Linked DNA regions of Homo sapiens: region 1 is linked to region 2. A link is an interaction called in ENCODE POLR2A ChIA-PET data of the cell type or tissue named here. Cell type or tissue: GM12878. All regions are shown on one strand. Links, peaks and the distances in the headings refer to the core of each region. The heading gives the core; the rest is flanking DNA. Region 1 has its middle 150 kb from the start of HERPUD2. Region 2 has its middle 14 kb from the start of LINC03013.

Region 1 (2,805 bases), core at 133-2,632, 190 kb after region 2:
GGGACCAAACTTTGAGAACCGTTAACATAAAGGCTGAGATGCCAGGAAAGTGGGCACCTAGAAAGCCTAAAAGAGAACAACAAAATAAAACAGAACACTTAAGTCTTCAGGATGCCCATCTCTAAAGCCACATCCGAGAGACAAGAACACGGCAAATGCTTTATAAAAGAAAATACAAATTTACGATATGGAGAGCTGACAGGACTGATTGGAAGTGAAACCATCCCCAAACCAATCCATTTATTTAGGAAATAAATGAAAGGGAGATCCTGTGAAATGGATTGATTGTGAGAGACTGCAATCCTTCATCCTGTTTCTGGCTTTTGATGGGGTGAGTGAGGTCTCTGGGAGACAGGAAGCTACTTTGGCTTAATGGCCCAGCTCCGATGAAGACAGAAAAGACACCATTTTCTGCCTGTTCCTCATCCTGCCCTTGAAAGAACCACCGCTTCTTGTGGTTAGAGCTGTTGAAGGCGAGCTTCCCCGCCAGAAATCTGAAGCCCATAGAAGGTCTGTCTTCTGCAGATGGGGTCTTCTTGGGGGTTCTCTCTGGCCATATGAGTTGCTGTGTCTGAGGGACACTCGGTGTGATGTAATCAGCCCCGCCTCTATGGTTCTCACAGGCTGCATACTCTCCTCACCTGGGGAGATGGACTCCGTGGGATGCCTGGACCCTCCCTCTACTTAGAGTCTCTGAGGGTGGAGGTTGGTTTTTCTAAGCTCTTCAGGGGATTCTGATGTGTATCCAGGGCTGAGGACCCCTGTGAGAGGCCCTGGTCAGGATGCTCCCTGGAGTTGTCCTGCAGCTCCCTTTGCCTCTAATGCTGCAGGTTTTTCTGCAGGTTCTTTCTCCTGATGTTTCTTTCTGAAGTGGCATCATTCATCTTGGGTAATACCTGAAGTTCATAGCCTCATGCCAAGGAAATTAAGGATGCAGACACACAAGGAGTGAGTTTAACAGTGGAGGTTTAATAAGCAAGAGAAAGAGAAAAAGCCCTCTCTCCTGCAGAGAGAGAGGGGCTCCTGAGTGGTCTTCTGGTTTCGTGGTGAAATGCACAGGGTTTTATAGATGAGCTTGAGGAGGCAGCATCTGATTTAAGCAGGGCCCAAAGATTAATTGGACCAGGTGTGCCATTTACATAGTACATGAAGAAGCTGGCCACCCCACCCTAATCTTTTATTATGCACATGGGTTCTCTATCTGGCCAGTGCCATGTTGCCTGTTCCTTTACTCTTCACATGGTTGGCATGGAAAAGGGAAGATGGAACCTCCGTGTTGAGCATACTTGGCCCCCAGGTAGCCTTTTTCTGTTGGCACAGCTGCCGACATTCACCCATGTGAGCTTCTAGTTTGCTTTTCTCTGTCTGCAGCTTGATTTTTCAGGCAGCTCTTTGTTAGAAAAGAAATGATTTGGGGACTGCTTTTTATTAAAAGGGAAACCTTGCTGAGGACTCTCTTACCCTCACTAACTGCCTAAATAATTTCTTTCTAGCTCCTGTGTAATTTCCCCTCAGCTGGTGGTTTGCTCAGCAGAGGCCTCTCTGGCTTGATGGTTTACCCTTTGAATGCAGCAATATCCACACTGTATTCCCAGAAACACTAGAGTCCCCTGAGATGTTAAGAGAAGTTCTAAGAGAGAGAAAGAGAGAAGAACACTTTTTTATTTTAAGTTTGTTAGGTACCTTGCAGAGTCAGCGGGCAGGCTAGAGATCAAAGCCTGCTCAGAAAATAGACAGGAACCAAGGAGGCCAGAGTGGTAGGAACAACAGCAAGGCCACTACCTAGCTAGGAAGCATCACCACGCTGGGCCTGGGACATTTGATGTCACCACCATGGCAGACAGGATGAAGTTTAAACCATCCCTGAATCTGGTTTTCACTTGCTTAAGAGTCAAAGTCCAGGGCAGGTGCACTGAACCGGCTGAGCTTGGGTCACACGTTGGTGCCCCATGTATTGGTAAGAGCTGTGGTGTGGCTCTAAAATTTCCTCTGGTGTCCTTATTTGTGTATTTTTTGTTGTCTTTGTGTTTCCCTAGAGAATTCTCCTTGGATAAGATCTGAGACATGCAGCTCTTTCTGTTGTAGTTCCTCGCTATGGTGCAGGAGCTCAGGGGATGTGGTGGTGAGGTGCAGGGAGGGGAGTGTGCTGTAGACAATTAGGTCTCAGTCTTTCAGTGAGCCTGTGCCCTGGGCTGTGACCCTCACAAGTGCTTCTCCCTGCACACCCCCACCGCTCCCATATATGATGCAGACAGGCTAGAGGGGGCTGGAGTTGGGTATCTCTCTTACCCTAGGTCGACTGGGCTTTGGTAAAACCCTAGTCAATTATTCTGTGGTAAGATAGTTTATCTTACCAGACCTGTTAAGAAGAACAGAATGATCTGGTATGCTTCAAAATATCTCCTCTTTTCCTCTCCCTGTTGGGAGCATGAGGGGATTTTTTCCCCTAGCTTCACTATCAGAACGTGGTAGGGCTCCCAGAGGTAAAACTAAGTGTGGGAGCCTCCCTGAGGCTGGGCCCCTTGGGGTTTTTAATCTCTCAGGCTTGTCCACCCTGAGCCCCCAGCAATTCATCAACTACAGTTCAGGTTTCCCTACCCTGGCACTGGTTTGTGTAGAGGTTTGTCCCTGTGATCCTCCTGTATCCTCCTGGATCCTCCTGGATCCTCCTGGATCCTCCTGGATCCATCTGTATCCTCCTGTCTGTTTCTGCAAACCTCAGGACAGTAGTTTGCCCTGTGACCTCAGTTCTCTGGTGGGATCTAAGAAGAGTTGTTGATTTTCAGTTAGTTCAGCTTTTTTCTT
Region 2 (2,805 bases), core at 13-2,512:
TCGGTTGACTCCAGCCATACTCACTGTTCCTCAAACATTCAGGCTTGCTTCTGCCTCAGGGCCTCTGTGCAGACTGTTCCCCCTGCCTGGAAGGCTGTCCCCCTGGTGCCTACCTGTCACTTTCATGTCCATAGAGTCACCTTATCACTCAGGCTCTTGGTCACTCCATCTAAAATGAAAGCTCTCCCCAATGCTGCCTAGCTCTTTCCTTGTAACATGATATATAATTATATATAATTAAATATATACATGATATCTATTTTTTTTTTTGTCTATCTTTTTCCTCTGGAATGTAAGCTCTAGGGCAAAGATTTTGTTTGCTCACTGCTGTATCCCCTGTTCAAGGATAGTGCCTGGCACATAGTAAGAGTATACTAAATATTTGTTCAACAAATTACTTCATGAGGTAAGGAGGTAGGTGCTGTTTTTTTTTTTTTTTTTTTTGAGACAGAGTTTTGCTCTTGTCACCCAGACTAGAGCGCAGTGGCGCAATCTTGGCTCACTGCAACCTCTGCCTCCTGGGTTCAGCTATTCTCCTGCTTCAGCCTCCCGAGTAGCTGGGATTACAGGTGCCCGCCACCACCCCCGGCTAATTTTTGTATTTTTAGTAGAGATGAGTTTTCACCATGTTGGCCAGGCTGATCTCGAACTCCTGACCTCAGGTGATCTACCTGCCTCGGCCTCCCAAAGTGCTGAGATTACAGGCGCGAGCCACCACGCCCGGCTGGTGCTATTATTAAGCACATTTTATAGATGATAAAATTTGGATTTACAGGTGTAAAGTAACTTGCCCAAGATCGTATGGTTAAGTGAAAGAGCAAATGTTGAACCCAGCCATGGCTGTTTTTTCTTTTTTCTTTTTTTTTTTCTGATGGAGTTTTGCTCTGTCTCCCAGGCTAGAGTGCAGTGGCGCGATCTTGGCTCACTGCAATCTCTGCCTCTCAGGTTTCAAGCGATTCTCCTGCCTCAGCCTCCTGAGTAACTGGGATTACAGGCGTGTGCCACCATGCCTGGCTAATTTTTGTATTTTTTTTAGTAGAGATGGGATTTCACCATGTTGGTCAGGCTGGACTCGAGCTCCTGACCTCATGATCTGCCCACCTCAGCCTCCCAAAGTGCTGGGATTACATGCATGAACCACTGCGCCCGGCTAAACCATGGCTGTTTTTAAAGCCTGTGCTCATAAACACCTCACTGTCACATGGTCTTCCTCTTGCTACAAGCAGCTGAGCTTAGTATAAGAAAATAGCATTTCTCACACCAGTCTTTCTTTATGGTTAACCAGACCACTAGACCTTCAGACGGCCTTCGTGGGTTGCAGGTTGAGTGTTTGTTGACAGAAAGGGATAAAGAACAAAGTCATAATGCATGTGATATATGGGGAAGTGAAAGAACAACTTTAAGTCCATTTGGTTAAGAATAGGAATATGAACTTATGAGGCCAACCCCACCTGGGGTTTCTGGCGTGGGAAGGGGCTGCCTCATCAGTGCAGGGTCACCCATAAGCAGGCATGGGCACTGGCAGAGCAGGGGCACCAAAAGAATCCCAGTACCATTACATGGGTGATGTTGGCTATTTGATATTTTGAAAAACATCTAAAATGTGTCATTGTAGGAAAAACCAGAACTTTGCTGGACTTCTTTACAGGCATGTGCATGATGGCATTGTTTCCTACATTAAATTACGTATGGAAGCACCATCAACTTTGCAGTGCCCAGAGTCTCTGAAGATCTTAATCTGGCCCTGCCGATCATGGTTGATGGGGCAGTGAACTCATTTCATCTATCATATACTTTCAAATATGTGTGTGTGTGTGTGGGTGGGTGGGGGGTTCCCATTATGTAATAAGAGGTAAATGGGATAAGAACAGTTTCTGTGTAAATCCTTGAGGAATAATAGTGGTCTTTGGGGAAGGTTGGTCTAATTCAGTTATTAACATTGGGGTTAGTGTTCTGAAAAGCTCCTATTCCTCCTTCAACACTTTCCCTGCGGTTACCTTTGTGAAGCTTTCTTTTCCCAGCTCCCTGCTCTTGCTTCCCCCAGCAATTATCAACTCCTCTTCTGTGCCATAGGTATTATATTTATCACATTGCATCATGCTCCCTTTTATTCACTTCTGATTCCCTGTGAGGCTCAGAGCTCCTGGAAATATGTCTCTTGTTCATTATCTTATCTCATTCATCTTTGTATCTAGCACAGTCCCTGAGACCTGCTGGAGGCTCTGAGATTATGCCACAGACAGTTTAAAACCAGACTCTGGAGGCTAGGGGAGTTTCTAAGAAAAAGATGTCCTTTGGTGACTCCGCTTTTAAGACATGTCAGGTGTCTAACACTGGCCCCCCAGCAGGACAGATGAGCTTGATTGCCTCTAGAGCTTCTCATTTCTCCTCACAGCTTTTCTGCTAGGCTGCTCGGTGACTCACAGCAGGAAGAGGAGGCATTGGTGCTAAACTGTCCCCTAACACCTCCTCCACCATGCCCCAAAAAACCAAAAATGACAAAAAAAAAAAAAACTAGCTGAGATACTTTGGGTTGCCGGGCCCATCACTTTCTGCTTTTCAGTTCCTTATTCTGTAGAAGTCATGAGTTGAAATGGGAGACCTAAGTTTCCTTCAGGCTGTAAACTCTCTGAGTCTTTGATACTACTGCTGGGCAATGGTCATCTCATACTCCTGCCCTCCTCCCACTCTGCAGAGCAGATCAGGCCTGGTTCCCAAGGAACAAGACCTGCACCCACCCCAGCCCCTGGGCTGCCCTTCTGTAGCATGTCTTTCCTTGCTGTCTGCCTCTGTGCTCTCCTGCTG

The links. Peaks named below come from ENCODE experiments on the same cell type or tissue, not always from the same donor. Only the 100,000 strongest peaks of a DNase experiment are listed, where the experiment ranks them.
Region 1: POLR2A ChIA-PET joins it to region 2 with 12 read pairs; 2 of 35 experiments call an interaction of 5 or more read pairs at or near these places.

Annotation. Positions count from the first base shown.
Region 1 is chr7:35,543,623-35,546,427 of GRCh38, reverse strand. No RefSeq gene overlaps it. Among named protein-coding and RNA genes, the nearest start is that of HERPUD2, 150 kb to the left of the region's middle. In GM12878, for the core only: no CTCF peak of the experiment used is centred there; no DNase peak of the experiment used is centred there; H3K27me3 peaks cover 188 bases.
Region 2 is chr7:35,729,106-35,731,910 of GRCh38, reverse strand. No RefSeq gene overlaps it. Among named protein-coding and RNA genes, the nearest start is that of LINC03013, 14 kb to the right of the region's middle. RefSeq lists enhancers at 1,369-1,618, 2,529-2,628. In GM12878, for the core only: no CTCF peak of the experiment used is centred there; DNase peaks (open chromatin) are centred at 1,290 and 2,480; H3K4me3 peaks cover 894 bases; H3K27ac peaks cover 2,059 bases.